Linked DNA regions of Homo sapiens: all the other regions are linked to region 1. Evidence: chromatin contacts called from ENCODE Hi-C or POLR2A ChIA-PET data. All regions are on one chromosome and are shown on one strand. The core of a region is the stretch at or near the end of the contact, and the rest is flanking DNA. Distances in the headings are between cores, read along the strand shown. Region 1 overlaps ARHGAP26 (Rho GTPase activating protein 26). Region 2 has its middle 100 kb from the start of NR3C1. Region 3 overlaps NR3C1 (nuclear receptor subfamily 3 group C member 1). Region 4 overlaps NR3C1 (nuclear receptor subfamily 3 group C member 1).

Region 1 (4,642 bases), core at 1,552-4,051:
TTTCACCGTGTTAGCCAGGATGGTCTCGATCTGCTGACCTCATGATCCGCCCATCTCGGCCTCCCAAAGTGCTGGGATTACAGGCGTGAGCCACTGCACCTGGCCTAATCTAGTGCTTTTATAAGAATCCTTTATATTTGAATAAAAATGCTGAAGAACCCACTGCAGTTTGCCAATTTGTCATTCACACTGGGAGGTGGGGAGAAGAGCAGTGATTGAAGAAGGAAATATGAACTCATTGTAGAATATTACAGAAATACAGCAAAATGATTTTGAAACATTCAGTCAAAAATCATTGGTAATATTATTCCCAGAGATACTTCCTTCTTGCCTTTTTTAAATGATGTCTTGTATGTATTTTGTCAATGTCAGTATGAATTTTAATTTAACTGGCATTATGTTGAATATGCTTGTTGTATTCTGCTTTAAAAATTACAGACATTTTCTGATGTCATGAAATGTTTAGAAGTATCACCTGTCATGGTTGTTTAATATTCTGTCATTGGACTATATCTTAATTTGTTGAATCATTTATCATTGTTAGACTAATGCTCTTTCCAGGTTTTTGGTATTACAAATAACATTGGCCTATGTTATTCATAATAGCTTCAAAAGTTATTAATTTCATCAGTTATTGGCCTTGTACATCAGCCTTTGTACGTATCTCAGATCATTCTCTTTGGGTAGATTCCGCCACGTGGATTAGAGAGAGGGTTTGCATGGAGGAGTAATGTGTGGCTGGTGTAGAATAGCATCCTGGGTGTAGAACTTTGGACAGGTGGTGCGCCTCTCTAAGCTTCCATTTCCTCTTCTGTAAAATGGGGATAATAATACCCCTGCTTCATAAACTCATTGTAAGAATGAAAGTTCAGCACATTAGTATCTGCACATTAGTTGGTAAGTGCCTAATTACTCTTGGTTATTACTCTTATCATCTGGCCAGGCCAGTTACTCCCACAACAAAAGGAAAAACCCACTGGAAAGGAAAAGCCAGCTGGATTGGTAACACTGCTCTTGAAGGGAGGAAGACAACCTGCTACTGTTTCTCAGTCTTGGTGCTTTATGAGTGTTCATTCATTTAATCCTCGTTACTGTATTTCTCAAAGTGGGGTGTGCACACCACTGGTGGTACACTAGGTCATTTGAGAGAGTATATTTTAAATTACCATCTAGACTTCTGTATTTATTTTGATGTGTATTGTGGGGGAACATAAGTTCTCTGAAATCCCCTGATTTTATTTTGTTTTATTTCATTTATTTTTTTGAGACCCCTGTCACCCAGGCTGGAGTGCAGTGGTGTGATCACGGCTCACTGCAACCTCCGCCTCCTGGGCTCAGGTGATTCTCCTGCCTCAACCTCCCTAGTAGCTGGGATTACAGGTGCCTGCTACCACACCTGGCTAATTTTTTTTATTTTTAGTAGAGATGGGGTTTCACCATGTTGGCCAGGCTGGTCTCGGACTCCTGACCTCAGGTGATCCGCCTGCCTCGGCCTCCCAAAGTGTTGGGATTACAGGCATGAGCCACTGCGCCTGGCCAATCCCCTGATTTTACAAATGTTATTGCTTAGCACAGGGGTCCACTTTTTTTAGTAAAGGGCCAGATAGTAAATATTTTTATTTTTATAGGAGTATTCAACTCCGCTATGGTAGTGTGAAAGCAGTCACAGACAATATGGAAATGAGCAGGTGTGGGTGTTTTCCAGTAAAACTTTGTTTTACAAAACAGGCAATGGTGAATTTGGCCCAGGGACTGTAGTTTATTAACCCTTGGCTTAACACAAGGCTAAGTTTTTAAAATTAGTCTAAATGGGATGGCATGAGGTTTTGAGAGGGAGCATGAAAGTGTCACACGATGGGCTGCCATTTGTACAAATGCTGTTCACAGCAACTGAGTTTCCAAAGGAGCTCACAGGCTTAAAGAGGTCAAGGGAGCACAGTTGAGAAGTAGTGAAGCTCATACTCAAACCCTAGCCTGCCTCATTGCCAGGGTCATTTTTTTCCTGCAACACTTCATATGCTTGAAATCTTTGATCCATTCTGCCATCCTGTTCATATGTGGTCCACCCATGGGGGCTGGAAGGAATTTCATCATCAGACTCCAACATCTAACCCCTCTAGTTCTTTGTGGCTGAGGGGCCATCCCATATTCCTTCTTAGTGCACCACCTCATTAGAGCCCTCAGTGGTTCCTCAAACACCTGTGCACAGTGCTGGGTGCACAAGGGTCACGCATTTCACTGACTGGCTTCCCCAGGGTCAGACCCTTAGTGTGGCCCACCACTCTCCCACAGGGATTTGGCAACACAACATAATGCTTTATATGTTGTTTCTGTACATCCACTCATCCTTCTTTAGGCCGTCATTCAGAGCAAACTCCCTGATGGCGTTTTATTCAGGTTTGCCTTGTTTTATGAGGACAAGATTGAGGACCAGGAGAGGAGATGGGGAGGGACATCATTACCATTGCTCTGTTTCCTATTGTTGTGCCTCTGACTGTACATTTCCTTCATCTCTGTTCCTCAGCCTCCCTTGATCTGTAAAACAGAAAAGGAGATTTAGGCTTGAAAACTGTAGGGAAAGCCTTGATGGGATCGCCTGGGCCACTATTTTTAAAAGACATCTAAAGCCTTCAGCCATTACCAAAAATCCACCGTCTCATGAAAGCAGCAGAGGGCAGAAAAGAGGATTTGTTTTTCTTTTGCTTCTAGTCACCTTTGGCCTTTTGCTGTTAGAACACCCACAGTTGAGAGGCAGGAGGAGGCAGCCACCGGTAACCAGGATCCTTTTGGGATCAGAACCATCCAGAGGCTGCCAGGCCTCTGCTGGTCGGTGGCTTATAAATAGAACATTTCCCCTTTTAAACCTGAGAAGGGTGGAAGGCATTAATGGGCACAGTGGCCTGGCCGCCTATGCACTGGCCCACGAGGCAGTCAGCTGAGTGCAGCATCCCCTCCAGCTTTCTCTCCAGGCCTGCCAGGTCTGAGCTGATAGAGGACAGACACTCTGCCTCCCTCCCTTGCCTGCGTTCCTTCCTGCCCTCCTCCCCACACCCTTTTTCTTTCCCCTTTCTCCTCTCTCCTGTGCATGCAGTTTCCGTGGCCACCACTTTCATCTTCTGAGCCGCAGTCAGGCGAGGTGGTATAATTCTAGCTCTCCCTAGGTGCTGACTTTCTACACCTCACTTTTCATTATGAGTTGCCTGTGCAACACAGTTGCTGTGGTGCATTGAGCTTGAATTACATTTAGTTGAGCTGTAATACCCCAGCTCTAGAATAGCCCTGGCTCGGAGGGCAGGGGGCTGGAGAGAGAAGAAGGGGCAGGAACAGCTTGTTTTTGCAGATATTTTATTATTTGAGTTCCCAGCTATTTTGTTTGATGAGACCCTGGCCCCCAAAGCTATGACTGGTGGTGGTACTCCTTGGACTTGCATGGATAATCAGAAGCCTTTCTGCTTGTCCTAAAAGACACTTGACAAATCTACCCTCTCTCTCAGCTAGCTTTAGACTGGCAGATGCAGCCAGTGTATGCCTCTGCCATGGCCTAATATTCCCCTTTCCCTCAGTGATGTGGGCTCTGTACTGACAGCAGGCTGCAGCCTGAGCAGGTGTGAGCCACCCGTTGCCATCCCAGTTTGGGCTTCAGCCAAGAGACAGTGAGCAGGTCCCTGGCTACATCTTTAACCCCTAAAGCCCAGTGCAAGGGGTTATTGAGACAGAGACTAAAATATTTCCCCCACTGCCACCGAGTACAGGCTTCCAGTTATTGTGGTTAATGTTTATTGAGTACATACTGGGGAGTGGGCAACATGTTCACTGCTTGATATACGTTATGTCATTTGATCCTCCTAAGAACCCTATGAGCTAGATACTATTATTGACCCCATTTACAGATGTGAAAACTGAGACTTCATTCTGAGGGCAAACTTGGTCACTCCCTGCACTGATCAGAGTTGTCAGAGCCTGCAGCTCACAATCGGCATGTAAGATTGAGCAGAGGGTAGAGTAGTGCTTAGAAGTGTTAGCTCTGGAGTATTCCACACGTGGTTTGAAATCCCAGCCTCAAGAATTACTGAGTGTGTGATTTTGAGAAATTAATTTCTCCAAGCCTCAGTTTCTTTGTCTGAAGGTGGGAATAGTTTTAATAATTAAATCTTTGGTTTTTTTGGAAGAATAAATGAGATTAGGATGGACATCCTTTGCTCAATGGTGCCTGGTATTATCGGCAATGATTAAATGTTGCGCTTTATTCTTATTACCAATAATGTCATCATTATCCAAAGCCAGAGCCCGTTTATATAAAAACGTGGCACTGTACAGTCTCTTTAAAGTTCCTCCGGGCATTGCCTTATTTGATTTTCACAACACCTGCATCTTATATGTGAGGGGAATGGGTCAGAGAGGTGAAGTATGCCCAGCTTACACAAGCAGTTTGTGGAGACACCAGGGCTCAAATCTTAGGCCTTTGATTCTGAATGCCCTCTCTTTCCCTGCCCTTCGCTGCCTCAGAGTTTGTTGTGACCAACAAATTGTTCTTAAAGCATTTCGAGGTAAGAAGACAGATAGGTAAAGGCAGGAAAGTGACCTTGATGGGCAGAGGCAGTTGGTTCTCTGTTTGAAACACTTCCACCCTCAGAAAGCTGAT
Region 2 (4,642 bases), core at 1,169-3,668, 480 kb after region 1:
TCTAGAGTAGATGCAATGGTAAAGGATGTCAACATGCCATAATCAGTTACTTCTTCTATAACTTCACTTACATTTGATTCGAATTTGACTTCCAGGTTATCACTTTTCATTTTTTGGAGTACTTTCATCTTTTTCAGCTAATTTCCAGTTTTGATTATTCATGTTTGTAAACTGTCACATGGGTTTATTACTGGGAGACAAGGAAGCAACACAACCACTTGATTTGCTCTTTGTGTGTCAACTGAATAACAAATGCACAGTGGAAGAAGTGATGTGATCGGTTTGGAAGAAGTGATGTGATTGGTTACTGATCATGATGTGAATCTGTTAAGAAGTGATTTGTGGACCAAAGAGCAAGCAGCTCACAGTTTATAGTTCATATATCATGGTTACTGAAATTTGAACTGTGTTGTTGAAGGGCTGGTGCTATTTAACTAAATTGTGGTCATTGAAGTTCATGCATAGTGGAACTGTGTAAAGCAAAGTGTTTTACTCTGTTTTATGCTGCCATAACAGAATGCCACAGACAGAGTAATTCATAATGAAGAGACATTTACTTGGCTGATGGTTCTGGAGGGTGGGAAGTCCAAGAACATGGTCCCAGCATCTGACAAGGGCCTTTGTGCTACATTATCTTATGTAGAAGGCAGATGGGCAAGAGAGGGTGAGCACAAGAGAGCAAGAAGGAGCTCAACTTGTTTTTATAACAGACTCTCTCCCATGATAACTAACCTGCTCCAGTGATAATGATCATGACCTAATCACCTCCCATTAGGTCCCACTTGCCAGCACTGTCACATACGAGATTAAGTTTCCAACACATGAACTTTGGGGGACACATTCAATCCATAGCACAAGGACTGCTTGCACATAATAGGGATAATTTGAGAATGTCGTGGGGGTACATGATAGAGATTCCCACTAAGTCTGTGGGTCAGAGAATAAATTCTTAGAGAGATGACATATAAGTTGAGACTTGATAAATGAGTAGTAATTATCTTATTAAGGGGGAAGTGTAGGAAAGATTGTTCCAGGCAGAGGGAAGGGTATGTGTAGAGCCCCAAATGCAAGAAAGTGCATGGGACTTGGGGTGGTAGCCATGGTTGTTTCAGGCTGACTGTGGGTGACAATCCAATTCCATTATCTTGACTCCCTCCAGCCATGCAGGCTGCTGCTTTTAGTTACCAGGCAGCACTGACTGCTGTAGCTGGGGACCTCAAATGCTCTGTTTGGGACATTCACCTGAAGAAGGTGAAGTGCAGTCTACTGCCTCTTCTATACCAAGAGTCGCAGTTGGGGCAGCTGGGAAAATCACCAGGAAAATAAAACCAAATCAAACAAAATTAATTTAGAGGATAGTTTATATACATAAGATAGGGAATACTAACGATTCAGATGCAAACACTCTAAGTACAGAATGGTATAAGACAGGAAGAAAATCCCTTTCACGAGTCACAATTCAGAAGGTCAATTCAAACCTTTAAGTGATAAACCACATTTCTAGTCAAGCTGAATACAGAGTACAGTATTTTATTTGCTAAAATCTGAATGGTTACTACGAGCCACCCAGCTTAGGTAACATACCCAAAATAATCTCTATGAATTCCCACAACACTCTTATGGGATAGCCATTATTATCTCAATTGTATAAATGAGAAAACAGTGGTTAAGTCACTATAAGGTCACAGAGCTTGGATCCAAACCTAGTGCTTATTTTACAGCCTGTGCCTTTAGCAACTATACCACCAGTATATTTAATCATAACTAATAGAAACAAACACAAATATTGAGTGATTACTTTTATTTTTTATAAGATAAACAGACCAAGAGAAATGCTAGTTAAAAGCATTTATCTTTAGAGCAAGAATGCTCCATCCTTGTAGAAACATTGAGACAAAAAGAATGCATAAGAGCAGCAGTTTTAAGAAAAGTTTGGTGAAACTAAGTGAAATTCCAGGCATGAGCAATCAATTTAAGATTCTATTAGGAAAGCAAAACAATGAGATTATTTCAATTATTGAGTTAACAATGAGATTTCACCATCTACATTCTAGCCATGAGTAAGACATTTATTTGAATCAGATAAGGAGATATAATGTCATTTGAAGGAGGCCCAGTACATTTAATAACAGAGATAAATGAAACTGACAATGATCTCATACTTTATAAATCTAAACAAAGGACCAAGGTTAGACACAGGGATCCTAGTGGTTGATGAGTTAGTTAAAATGCCGCTTTTTACCCTATCTATTGGAGACCAGACAGGATTTTTGTTTTCTTCCTCTAAACAAGGAGGTTAAGAAAGAATTAATCCAATTGCATTTAAAACAAAGTGCAGGAGCAAGAAACAACCTTGAACCTTCCTTACTCAAATAGCAGCTCTGTTGGTAATTTAATCACTAACTGAGTTGTGTAACTTGCCTATGACAAATGGTAAAATACCTACAATGTGGAAATCTGCCAGAGTAATTCCTTCACAGGAATGGGAGGGAAAGGCTCAGCCAGCTCACACTCATACCCTGCCTCCCTATGCTCAGTGTCTGAAATTGCTTCTGTATTAGGAGAGAATATGGGAACTGTTCTGGATCTCAGGAGAATGTGAAGTCACTGAAATGTTTTTGAATACCCACTTCCCTTCACTCCCCTTCCCACCCTACTTGGTACTTGCTGGCATGTGGCACCATGTGAGCTACAGGCAGTGCATAATGAAGTCTAAATGTTAGCAAGGAATGGACAGGAGATCCTGTGGTGTGTGATCTGGCTTGTCCTTTCTGCCTTCCTTGCGCTAATGTTTAGTTTCAGACACGGAAATTTTGAATGGGATCAATCTGAACTGTTCCTTTCTTTGCTGATAAGTACAACTTTTCGTTCTCCAGTCTCAGCTTAAGCTTCATTGTCTCTTGGAGGCTTTCCTAAGTCACCTGAACTACATTAGGACTCCTTGGCACACACTTCCACAGCTCCCTATGCTTTCTAGTACTAAACACACTTCTTCCATCTTCTCCAGTGCATCAGAGGGTTCACTGCAACATTTCAACACCCAGTCACAATGTCTGGCATGTTGCTTGCCTTTAGTCAATGTTTGCAGAATGAATGGTTGCCTTTGTCATTTTCTTTTTAAAAAGGTATTGTAGACAAAGGCAGTGGTTCACGCCTGTAATCCCAGCGCTTTGGGAGGCTGAGGCAGGCAGATCACAAGGTCATCACAAGGTCAGGAGTTCAAGACCAGCCTGGCCAGCAGTGAAACCCCATCTCTACTAAAAATACAAAAATTAGCTGGGCATGGTGGCACACATCTGTAGTCCTAGCTACTCGGGACGCTGAGGCAAGAGAATTGGAACCCGGGAGGCGGAGGTTGCAATGAGCTGAAATTGCGCCACTGCACTCCAGCCTGGACCACAGAGTGAGACTCCATCTCAAAAAAAAAAAAAAAAAAAAAAGGTATTGTAAAATATTTAAGACAAACACAAATGTGTAAATAAAAATATTACAAACCCCCACATATTGACTACAGATTAAGAATGAAAACAATATTGATACAAGTTTAAGTCCCTACTTAGTCCTCTTTGATCACATTCTGCTCTCTAGAGGCAACTAGTGGTCTGAATTTGGTGACTACTATTTCCATGCATTTCTTAATACTTTCACTACACATATATGTAAACTTATTGTTTTGCATATTTCTATAGTTTGTACAAGCATTATACTATATGTATCCTTCTGATATTGACTTCTTTCAAACTGTGTGTGATTCATGATTCATTCATGCTGTTGTATTTAGCTAGAGGTTATTTGTTTTCACTGCTGTGTATTTCATTGTATAAATGCTTCATTATTAATCTGTTTTCTTGTTGATGGGTTATTTTCTAAATTTTTGCTATTGCAAAATATTATGAATGTCCTTGTACTTGCAACACTTTTCTTCTTTTAGGTCACATTGTGGTTTCCAATATACTAGACCTTTTCATTATTCACCTGTCAAAAGTGACCTGCACAGGATCTCTGAAAGCTGTAGGAGAGATAGGTGATAAGCAAACCTATGCTTGTATGAAAATGGGTATCATTGGATTTACAAGAAGCAGTGTGGAACAGTGACATGAACATTGATCTGGGAATTCAACAGACATGGATTCCAGTAACCACTCAACTTCTTAGCAGCCACGCTGCACTGGGAATACAATGCTTCAGTTTTCATACTGTATAACTTGAATAATAGTCTCCTATCTGCCTACCTCACAAGGTTGTAACTATGATCAAATGAAATAATATTGCTAAAAAGATTTTGAAACCTGATATATTATGCAACATTGGAACATCAACAACCAAAATGTATTACCCAAGTGTAATGTGGCAAAAGAGGTATAATAAAACAACCATACAAAAATATAAAATAATGTGTTATTGCCTTCTACATTTAAACTTGTTATTGTCTACAAGTTGTTATCCTTTATCTACATTAAATTGAGGTGTTCTAGAAATGATACTTTATTCCCAGAGGAAAGATTGGAAGAAAATCAGGCTTTTGAGAGAAATGGACTTTGGGTTTCTACTGCCTATAAAATCCTACTGAGAACATCATTGAAATGAATTGAATTGGTTCGAAAAATGGTACTTTTGCCAAGGTTCTGTCTTTAGGCTTAGG
Region 3 (4,642 bases), core at 1,316-3,815, 330 kb after region 1:
CCTGCGAATCACAAATTCTTAATAGCATCTAGAATGGCCAATCCTTTTCAGAAGGTTTTTGATTTACTTTGCCCAGGTCCACCAGAGCAATCACTGTCTATAGCAGCTATAGCCTTACAAAATGTACTGATTTGAAACTTGAAATCACTCCCTGATTCATGGGCTACAAATGGATGATGTGTTGGCAGGCATGAGAACAACATCCATCTTGTTGTACAATTCCATTAGAGCTCTTGGGTGAGCCCAGGTGCACTGTCAATGAACAGCAATATTTTGAAAGTAATCATTTTTTTCTGAGCAGTTGAACAGGTCTTTACAGTGGCCTTAAAATATTCAGTGAAGCATACTATAAACAGATGTGCTGTCATCCAGGCTTTGTTGTTTCATTTCTAGAGTACAAGCAGAGTAGATTAAGCATAAGTCTTAAGGGTCTTCGGATTTTTGGAGTGGTAAATGAGACCTGGCTTCAACTTAAAGTCACCAACTACATTAGCCCCTAACAAGAATGTCAGCCTGTCCTCTGAAGCCAGACATTGACTCCTTTCTAGCTATGAAAGTCCTAGATGGCATCTTCTTCCAACAAAAGGCTTTTTCATCTACATGGAAAATCTATTATTTAGTAATCTTAGCTAGATCTTCTACATAACTTGCTGCAGTTTCTGTATCAGCACTTGCTGCTTCACCTTACACTTTTATGTTACAGCGCTGGCTTCTTTCCCTAAACCTCATCAACCGACCTCTGCTAGCTTCCAATTTTTCTTCTGCAGCTTTCTCACCTCTCACAGCCTTCATAGAATTGAAGAGAGTTAAGCTTTGGCTTAAAGGAATGTTGTGAATGGTTTGATCTTCTGTCCAGACCACTAAAACTTTCTTCGTATCAGCAAGAAGGCTGTTTCACTTTCTGATCATTCACATGTTTGCTGGAGTAGCACTAGTTATTTCCTTCAAGAGCTTTTCCTTTGCATTCACAATTTAGCTGTTTAGTACAAGAGTCCTTGCTTTTGGCCTGTCTTGGCTTTTGATGTGCCTTCCTCACTAAGTTTAGCCACTTCTAGCTTTTTATTTAAAGTGAGAGACATGCAACTCTTTCACTTCAACACTTAGAGGCCACTGTAGGGTTATTAATTAGCTTAATTTTAATATTATTGTCTCTCAGGGATTTGAGAGTCCCAGGAAGAGGGAGACAGACAGGGAATGGCCAGTTGGAAGAGCAGTCAGATCATGCGCAATATTTATCAATTAAGTACGGTGCCTTATACAGGTGAGGTTTATGGTGCCTGAAAACAATTAAAATAGTAACATCAGGCTGGCACGGTAATCCCAGCACTTTGGGAGGCCAAGGTGAGCGGATCACCTGAGGTCAGGAGTTCGAGACCAGCCTGGCCAACATGGGGAATCCCCATCTCTACTAAAAATACAAAAATTAGCCAGGCGTGGTGGCACACGCCTGTAGGCCCGGCTACTGGGGAGGCTGAGGCAGGAGGATTGCTTGAACCTGGGAGGCAGAGGTTGCTGTGAGCCAAGATTGAACCACTGCACTCCAGCCTGGGTGACAGAGCAAAAGTCCGTCTCAAAAAAAAAAAAAAAAAGAAAAAATCAAAGATCACTGATCACTGGTCGTAACAGATACAAAAATGATGAAAAAGTTTGATATATTGAGAGAATTACCAAAATGTGACACAGAGACACAAAATGAGCACAAGCTGTTGGAAAAATGGCACTGACAGACTCGCTTAATATAGGGTTGCCACAAACCTTCAATTTGTAAGTGAAACAAAACAAAATAAACACGCAATATTTGGGAAGTACAATAAAACAAGGTATGCTTATATCTAAATATGACAGAATACCCCTATAATGGCCACAGCTATTATGTTATCAATTGTTCTTAGAAGCAATACCAGAAACATTTGGAGGGCTTTACTAAAATTCAGATACCCAACCCCAAAATTCTAATTTAGGAAATCTGGTATACAGCCTTGGAATTTGCCAGGTGATTCTTACTTGATACTTAGCCACTTGGGCTGAGGTGGGAGGACAGTCTGAGCCCAGGAGTTCAAGAATACAGTGAGCTAGGATCATGCCACTGTGCTCCAGCCTGGGTGACAGAGCAAGACCCTGTCTTTAAAAAATAATAAATAAATAAATAAATACATCTAATGGGGGAAAAACTCCAAAACTCTTGGTTTCTAAATATCATATAACATTTTCCCCCCAAATAGTGATGGTCAGTAAATTAAATACATTGAAAGTAGGGCAGAGAAACTCCCAAATGTGATCCTAAATAAATCAACATAAGGAGCAAGCCAATTTGAGAAATTCCGTTTAACTATAAAACCACCCTTTAAAAACTTCTCATTATCATGTTAAAGGTATTCAGATTCAATGAAACAGTACTAATAACTTCCAGGCCATTCCTAAAAGATCTTATAAGCCCTAAAAGACCTTATGAAATACTTAATAATTAGTACAGTTGTGCCTTTAATGTTTAAAAGAGGCAGAGACAAACAAGTTAAAAGGCATTTTCCTAACCCTGACTGTGAGTCACAAGCTTGATGCTGCCTGAAGCCAACTGGCATGGTGCCCATTTACAGTAAGTTGTTTACTCCCTGTCTACCAATCACACCACAGAGAAGGAATGCCTAGAGACATAGAGTGTCTTTTCAAGATAGATCAACAGAGAAAGAGGAATTTATAAGTTTATTAAATTGTTACAGATACTGTTTTTAATATTGCTCCAAAATATTCCAATCCACTTTCCATAATCTCAGCATTTTTAAACCAAATAACTAGCCCTCAATAGACAAACTTACAGTAATAGTTTATCAGTGGAATGGGTAGTATCCTCTCATCAGTTTAAATATCTTTTAAATAAAATTTTTAAAGGACACAATATCGATCTTAAAATGGATTTGAACTTAAGCCAATTAGACTGAAGTTGATTTAAATTGTTTTAAATAACCAATTTTTAGCATAAAGACTGAGAGCTTAATATTAATATTAATATTAAGAAATGGAGCATCCAGAGAAATAGAAAATAGAAAAAATGAACCCTGATTATCAAGAGAAAAATGGGTGGGAAGTATCTGTCTAGTATATCAACAATTTCACTTAATTCCCAAGCCCAAATAGCAGAGCAAATCACTCCAGTAACAATATTTAATACTTTCTTTGGACCCTCAGAGCTAGTCTGGACTGTCCCTTTCCTCCACTGCCCTGTTTTTAGTACATTATGCCCAATAATTTTGGAGTTTTGGTTCCTGCAATCTTTTGATCCTATAGTGATATTTCTGCTGCTGCTTCTTTTACTTTTCTGTTTCTCACAATTTGTATTTCTCAAAAAAAAAAACACACGCAAATGTTGTCACATTATTAAATTACTAAATTATCCTATACTTCTTTATAAACATATACTTTTTGCTGAAAAAGCTCAGTGCTAATGATCATCAGATGTACGTTACTTTTCCTTTTAAGAGCCCAAATGAGAAAGAATATACACACAGAATACTAGGATTAGTTTACAGGTCAGAGTACACACGTTATTTCTAAGATCTTACTAGGTGCAAGATTTAAGTTAGACTTCAGTCAATAGGTAAATAAATAAAATCAAATTCTATCTTTGTCCCAATAGTTAGTACCTGGAAAGGTGCTGGATTCATGACCTTGGAAATTGTATAGTTTATAAACAGAATTTCGAAATAATGCTGAGGCAGCAGTGGTACTTCCTCACCTCTTCAGTGCTTGTATTTTAAATCCAAAGGGCTAAAAAAGCATCAACTGTAAATAGGTTGAAAGTTACATATTTATAACGTATTGCTAGTGTATTTGCCACAGGAAAGCAAGTTTGTCAACATGGTAAATAGCTTGAAAAAAGATTATGCACAAAGAAAATTCAAATTTAGATTGATACTTTAATAATTACAGGGAAAGTTACATTTTTTAGATAAATTTCTAGCTTCCACTTTCTCTTTAAATTTTAACCAATGGGAAAAAGAAGAACAAAAAACACCACTTTGTCAATTTAACAAAACTATATATGGTATACAAAATTGAGCATAGCAACATGAGAAAGCTGAAATTGGAGAAAATCAAAAAATACACGTTTTACCTAATAAGTGAAAAATAATTCTACAAACATTTAAAAAGAATTCTGTAATCCTCAGTGTGCAGCTGCATTGGCAAAAGGCAATTTAAACCCACCTCATGAACTACAAACAGGGGAATGCCATGCTCCCTTTCTCTTGCTCTCCTTCAGTTTCCACACTTAAAAAATTTCCTAGAGCCACGTAGATTCCTAGATTCCACACTCACTTTTTCTTTTTATGTTGTGCAAGGTAGTATCTCCAAAATAGAATTTCTAACACTCAATAAAAAAGAAAATTCTGTGCAAACATTTTAGTTGTCTTCACTGAAAAATACATATCTTCATAACTGCATTGTAATTTGTCTATTTTAAGGTGGTATAGTTACTAGAAGTTCATAGGCCATTCCGAAAGTCTCCCTTCATCTTCTCTTATTACTCCTCACCTTCTCTTATATATTTTAGACTTCCAGAACTAAAACTAGTTCTTTTGGTTAATAACTAACGTAAAACCCTGAGATAACAAAAAAACGTAAGCACTTGAGTGAACGAATAAATACT
Region 4 (4,642 bases), core at 886-3,385, 290 kb after region 1:
GAAGGATTCTCACAAACTTCGGGGATTACAGGCGTGAGCCACTGCACCCGGCCCAGGTTTCTTCTTTACTTGAAAACCAAAACAAAACCCATCCAGTTCTTCCTTGAGGTTTTTTTTTTCCCACCACCCCCCGCTTGAAGATCTGTAATAAAACACAGATCTCCAAGTAAAAGGTATGCTTTTAAAAGGCAAACAGAAAAATGGACATGTAAATATGTCTGATACAGAAACATTTCCAACCCTAGGGAATAGTTTTGAGGCTGAAAAAAGGAGTAAGAATAATAAAGTTGCTGCATGTTGTGTAAGTTTCATTATTACATAATTTCCTTTCTTTGTATATAGTCTGGCTGTACTGAATTCAGTGTGTGTAAGAAGAACTGGTGGATAAACAAACAATATGACATATTCATGAAAAAAATTTCCCATTTTTATTGGGCAGTAACATTATGCTAGTCAAGCATATATATACTGAACTGACTACATTAATTACATCTGCTTACGTGTATCTTCAAAAGTAAAATGATAAATTTTTATAAGCTACAGAGACAAACAATTGCTTTCAGATATTTATATTACCTTCCAGGTTCATTCCAGCCTGAAGACATTTTCGATAGCGGCATGCTGGGCAGTTTTTTCTTCGAATTTTATCGATGATGCAATCATTCCTTCCAGCACATAGGTAATTGTGCTGTCCTATATGGAATAAAAGGCACTATTAAAGTTTCACAGGTCTTCAAACATATTTTATAAGGACAGCCTCTGTCTTTGTTTCCGGTGGAATATAACCAAGACACCCACAGGTATTGCCTTGAGGGAATGTTCTTGCCTACATTGCCATTATGAGGTCGAGAGGTCAAAAACAACAAAAAGAGTCTCCCTTTTTCTGTTCAACAAACTGAAAACAGTGCAATAAAAAACCTTATTGCAGTATTCACATATAAAAAAAGTACACAAATCAGTGAACCATTTAATAAATTTTTACAAACCAAGAACCTTTATGTAATCAGCTCTCAGATCAAGAAACAGAACAGTACCCCAACAGGCCCCCTTTCTGCCCAATTCCAGCCAGTACCCACCAAGGGTAACTACTTTTTTGATAAACTGTGTTTTACACAGTTTGATAGATTATGTTTTTTTATTTTTATTTTTTTGAGATGGAGTCTCGCTCTGTCGCCCAGGCTGGGAGTGTAGTAGTGTAGTGGCATGACCTCACTGCAACCTCTGCCTCCCAGGTTCAAGCAATTCTCCTGGCTCAGACTCCCGAGTAGCTGGGATTACAGGTGCACGCCACCACGCCTGGCTAATTTTTATATTTTTAGTAGAGACAGGGTTTCACCATGTTGGCTAGGATTGTCTCGATCTCAGGACCTCGTGATCCACCCGCCTCGGCCTCCCGATGTGCTGGGATTACAGGCATGAGCCACCACGCCCAGCCAATAGATTGTGTTTTAAACAAATAATAGTTTGGGGTAGATGGTTAACTGTATCAGGTTCAATTCTTTGTAAAGAATAGGCCACAAAATTGACCACTAGACTATAATTCACCTTTGTTCAGAGCTGCTCTCCAATGCCAAATATCTGTACCAGCTGTTTCAATTTCTTTTTGTACTCTATAAATATCCTAGCTTCTTTACTTGGACAGAAAATGGAAGCACTAACCCAATTCTATCCCCTATAAATCAAAAGTACGATCAACAGATACATCTATTGATGAAGTGGTTATAATACAAAAAAGTTATACCCTATAAGGAATCTCTAAATCACTGTCCTACAGTTACTGGAAGAAAAAAAGAAAAAAAATCACCCACTGCTAAAAATGAAAAATTCCAAAGTTTTGTTTATATCCAACTGAAATGTCAGGATGTGCACATTACGCCAATCTTGATTTCTTTATCCCAGGTATGTCTTGTGCACAGCTAAGACTCTGAGCTATAGGATCAGAGGCAATGTACCTTCATAAGTTAAAAATAGCCCTTTGTGGTTATTAGCATGAAGTTGGACAAGTCTATCTATCTGTTCCTTATCTATAAAATGAGGAGTTTTAACTAGTATTCACTATTTCATAACACATGGCCACGTACAACTAATAGTCATTTCCTGTCAATCCATTCATTCATTCCTTGACTCATTTATTTATTTATTTTTAGACAAGTTCTTGCTACGTTGCCTAGGCTGGAGTACAGTGGTGTGTCATAGCTCTTTGCAGCCTGAATCTCCTGCTTTAGCTTCCTGAGTAGCTGAGACTACAGGTGCGATGCCTGGATAACGTTTTTTTTTTTTTTTTTTTTCCTGTAGAGACGGGGTCTCGTTATGTTGCTCAGGCTGGTCTCAAACTCCAGGCCTCAAGCAATCCTCCCATCTTGGCCTCCCAAATTGCTGGGATAATAGGTGTGAGCCACAGTGCACAGCCCATTTTCCTTGAGCCACAGTGCCCAGCCCATTTTCCTGTCAACCCTTCTGATAAGACAATGAGATATCTTATTTTGGAGTTCCTGTGTCTTCTACTACTTGGTAAATTCCCTTTCTAACTAATAGAAAGATGAGTCTTCAAGTCAGCTGAAATTTTGTGACTTTGTTTTGTTTATATGGTATTCATTTTTGTGGTTAAAGTCTATTTTTGGCAAATAATTCTGGTTTTCTATTTATGGTGGGTGTGGTAGCCAGCCTCCCAAGATGGCCCCCAGTGATCTCTGCCTCCTTGAATGCATGGTCTTGTGCAGTCCCTTTCCGTCCTTTACCAAGATTGGTCTGTGTGGCCAATAAAATATGGCAGAAGTGATGGCATGTTACATGTGAAATCAGATAATAAAAGACAATAGTTCTGCTGCATTGATCACATACTCTCTTGGATCATTTGTTATGGGGGATGTAAATTATAATGCTACTCACGTTACTCCACAGAGACCACAAGGATGCCAGCTTTGGCTAGTGTAGTAGTCCCACCTATTGATTAGAGTCAAAAGTAAAGCCCACCCCTGCCTAGTGTAAAGCTCTGAATAAAGTGCAACAACTTGCTGATACCCATATTATACTATGCCAATTTTGAGGGATAATCTATAATTCTAGCAGGTATTAAGAATGGAGTGCTAAGTGTAAGATATTTTCAATTCACAATGGGTTTATCTGGAGGCAACCCCATTGTAAGTCGAGGAGCCATACTGAATGCGTATCACTTTCCCACCATCATAAAAGTTGAAAAATCGTTAAGTCAGGGACTGTCCGTATTATTATTATCACTGCATTTATATCGTGGAAATACTTAAGCAGTTAAGAAAGTGAGGAGTAAAGTGAGGACACGAAGACGCTTCTGTCTTCTGCGTATGTGTTAAGTAACATCCACTTTATTAGGAGCAATGCACAAAGCAGGGCTGGGCTTTACTTTTGACTCTAATCAATAGGTGGGACTACTACACTGGCCAAAGCTGCCATCCTTGTAATCTTTGTGGTGTAATATGAGTAATTTTATAATTTGCTAATGTATTAAAAAGTAAAACAAAAGAAAATGACTCATCTAACTCTCATGGATATGCAAACACAACATGAGACAAATAATAATAATCCTCATACAGTGAATGAATAATTGTTTCTTTAAAAAATTAATATAATCAGAGCTTTAGGCCAAGCTACTTTCAAACTGCTTTAGAAATAACTAAATTATATGACAATTTTTTTCCTAGAGGAGTCACTGGTAGTATTAGGACATTTTAGACTCTCTTCTAATAAATTTGCTATGGAATGAATTTCTCATTCTTTAGGGAGATAATGCTGTTGCCCTGTCAGCAGTCTGAATCCATAACAAAGTAAGATTTGTGTTAATACAACATTTATATAGTGAAATCAGTTTCTCTAAAATACCTTTCCTGACCTCCTCAGGCCGAGTTTCTCTCTCCCTCATCTATATTATAATCTCTGTACCTTGTCATTGTTAACTCATCTTTCACTTCAGTGGAGTGTGACTTCCCAGAGGGTAAGGATCAGGTCTTATTGGTATTTATACCACTTAGCACAGTGCCCTGGCTTAATAGAAAAAAAAAATGAATAAGAAATGAAATGAATATCTTTTTTTTTTCCTGTCACAGTTCTCACTGTGACTCATTTTTGCCAGGCCAGTAAAGTTGGTGACTTTGAAACCTATTAGCTTATGGAAGTTAAAGCCCATGTTTCTAATACAATGAACATTATGTTATGCCCAAACTTAACACCATCATTTCATATGATAGCACTTTCTTATAGTGTTACCTTATGCTCCCTGACCAAACTCCCAGACATCAACTTGTACTTTTCTATTTTATTCTAGATCTTTTTGTATTGTTGTTTTAAATACTTTCCTGCCCATTAGAGGACCTAGGAGCCACCCTCCTCTCCCCTCTTAACTGATATTTAGCCTTTCATGGGCTTTGCATATAATGGAAATTTCAAAATCCACCCTGAGAAATGAAAACCAAGTAGAGGAAAAATAAACTCTTCAAAACACACACTACCTTCCACTGCTCTTTTGAAGAAAACTTTACAGCTTCCACAAGTTAAGACTCCATAATGACATCCTGAAGCTTCATCAGAGCACACCAGGCAGAGTTTGGGAGGTGGTCCTGTTGTTGCTGTTGAGGAGCTGGATGGAGGAGAGCTTACATCTGGTCTCATG

Evidence for each region. Hi-C counts contacts between places; a loop is a spot of excess contacts on that map. ChIA-PET counts read pairs that join two places held with the same protein, here RNA polymerase II (POLR2A). Pooled maps may share reads with other maps.
Region 2: a loop to region 1 is called in a map of gastrocnemius medialis, with 2.2 times the contacts of the local background. The contact joins two enhancer-like sites. A Hi-C loop is called at or near these places in 3 of 168 maps with a recorded cell type or tissue (IMR-90, gastrocnemius medialis and psoas muscle), 8 of 37 single-sample maps with no recorded cell type and 5 of 50 pooled maps. POLR2A ChIA-PET finds 5 or more read pairs at or near these places in 1 of 52 experiments (activated CD4-positive, alpha-beta memory T cell).
Region 3: a map with no recorded cell type shows a loop between it and region 1 (2.5-fold over the local background). The contact joins two enhancer-like sites. A Hi-C loop is called at or near these places in 18 of 37 single-sample maps with no recorded cell type and 12 of 50 pooled maps. POLR2A ChIA-PET finds 5 or more read pairs at or near these places in 2 of 52 experiments (H1 and naive thymus-derived CD4-positive, alpha-beta T cell).
Region 4: a loop to region 1 is called in a pooled map of gastrocnemius medialis, with 2.0 times the contacts of the local background. The contact joins two enhancer-like sites. A Hi-C loop is called at or near these places in 1 of 168 maps with a recorded cell type or tissue (PC-3) and 1 of 50 pooled maps. POLR2A ChIA-PET finds 5 or more read pairs at or near these places in 3 of 52 experiments (BJ, PC-3 and activated T-cell).

Annotation. Positions count from the first base shown.
Region 1 is chr5:143,020,835-143,025,476 of GRCh38, forward strand. The region is part of intron 12 of ARHGAP26 (Rho GTPase activating protein 26); the gene reads left to right. Among named protein-coding and RNA genes, the nearest start is that of ARHGAP26-AS1, 150 kb to the left of the region's middle. RefSeq lists an enhancer at 1,072-1,161. Within about 2 kb of position 2,802, at least 8 of the 41 ENCODE cell types and tissues checked have a DNase peak (open chromatin) inside an H3K27ac peak, as active enhancers do; they include gastrocnemius medialis, where a contact is called at or near this core.
Region 2 is chr5:143,504,958-143,509,599 of GRCh38, forward strand. No RefSeq gene overlaps it. Among named protein-coding and RNA genes, the nearest start is that of NR3C1, 100 kb to the left of the region's middle. RefSeq lists an enhancer at 2,267-2,561. Within about 2 kb of position 2,419, at least 7 of the 41 ENCODE cell types and tissues checked have a DNase peak (open chromatin) inside an H3K27ac peak, as active enhancers do; they include gastrocnemius medialis, where a contact is called at or near this core.
Region 3 is chr5:143,353,351-143,357,992 of GRCh38, forward strand. The region is part of intron 2 of NR3C1 (nuclear receptor subfamily 3 group C member 1); the gene reads right to left. Among named protein-coding and RNA genes, the nearest start is that of NR3C1, 48 kb to the right of the region's middle. RefSeq lists an enhancer at 748-827. Within about 2 kb of position 2,566, at least 19 of the 41 ENCODE cell types and tissues checked have a DNase peak (open chromatin) inside an H3K27ac peak, as active enhancers do.
Region 4 is chr5:143,309,521-143,314,162 of GRCh38, forward strand. It overlaps NR3C1 (nuclear receptor subfamily 3 group C member 1), which reads right to left. Exons shown (of 9, transcript NM_000176.3): 3 at 4,482-4,642; 4 at 577-693. Among named protein-coding and RNA genes, the nearest start is that of NR3C1, 92 kb to the right of the region's middle. Within about 2 kb of position 2,136, at least 5 of the 41 ENCODE cell types and tissues checked have a DNase peak (open chromatin) inside an H3K27ac peak, as active enhancers do.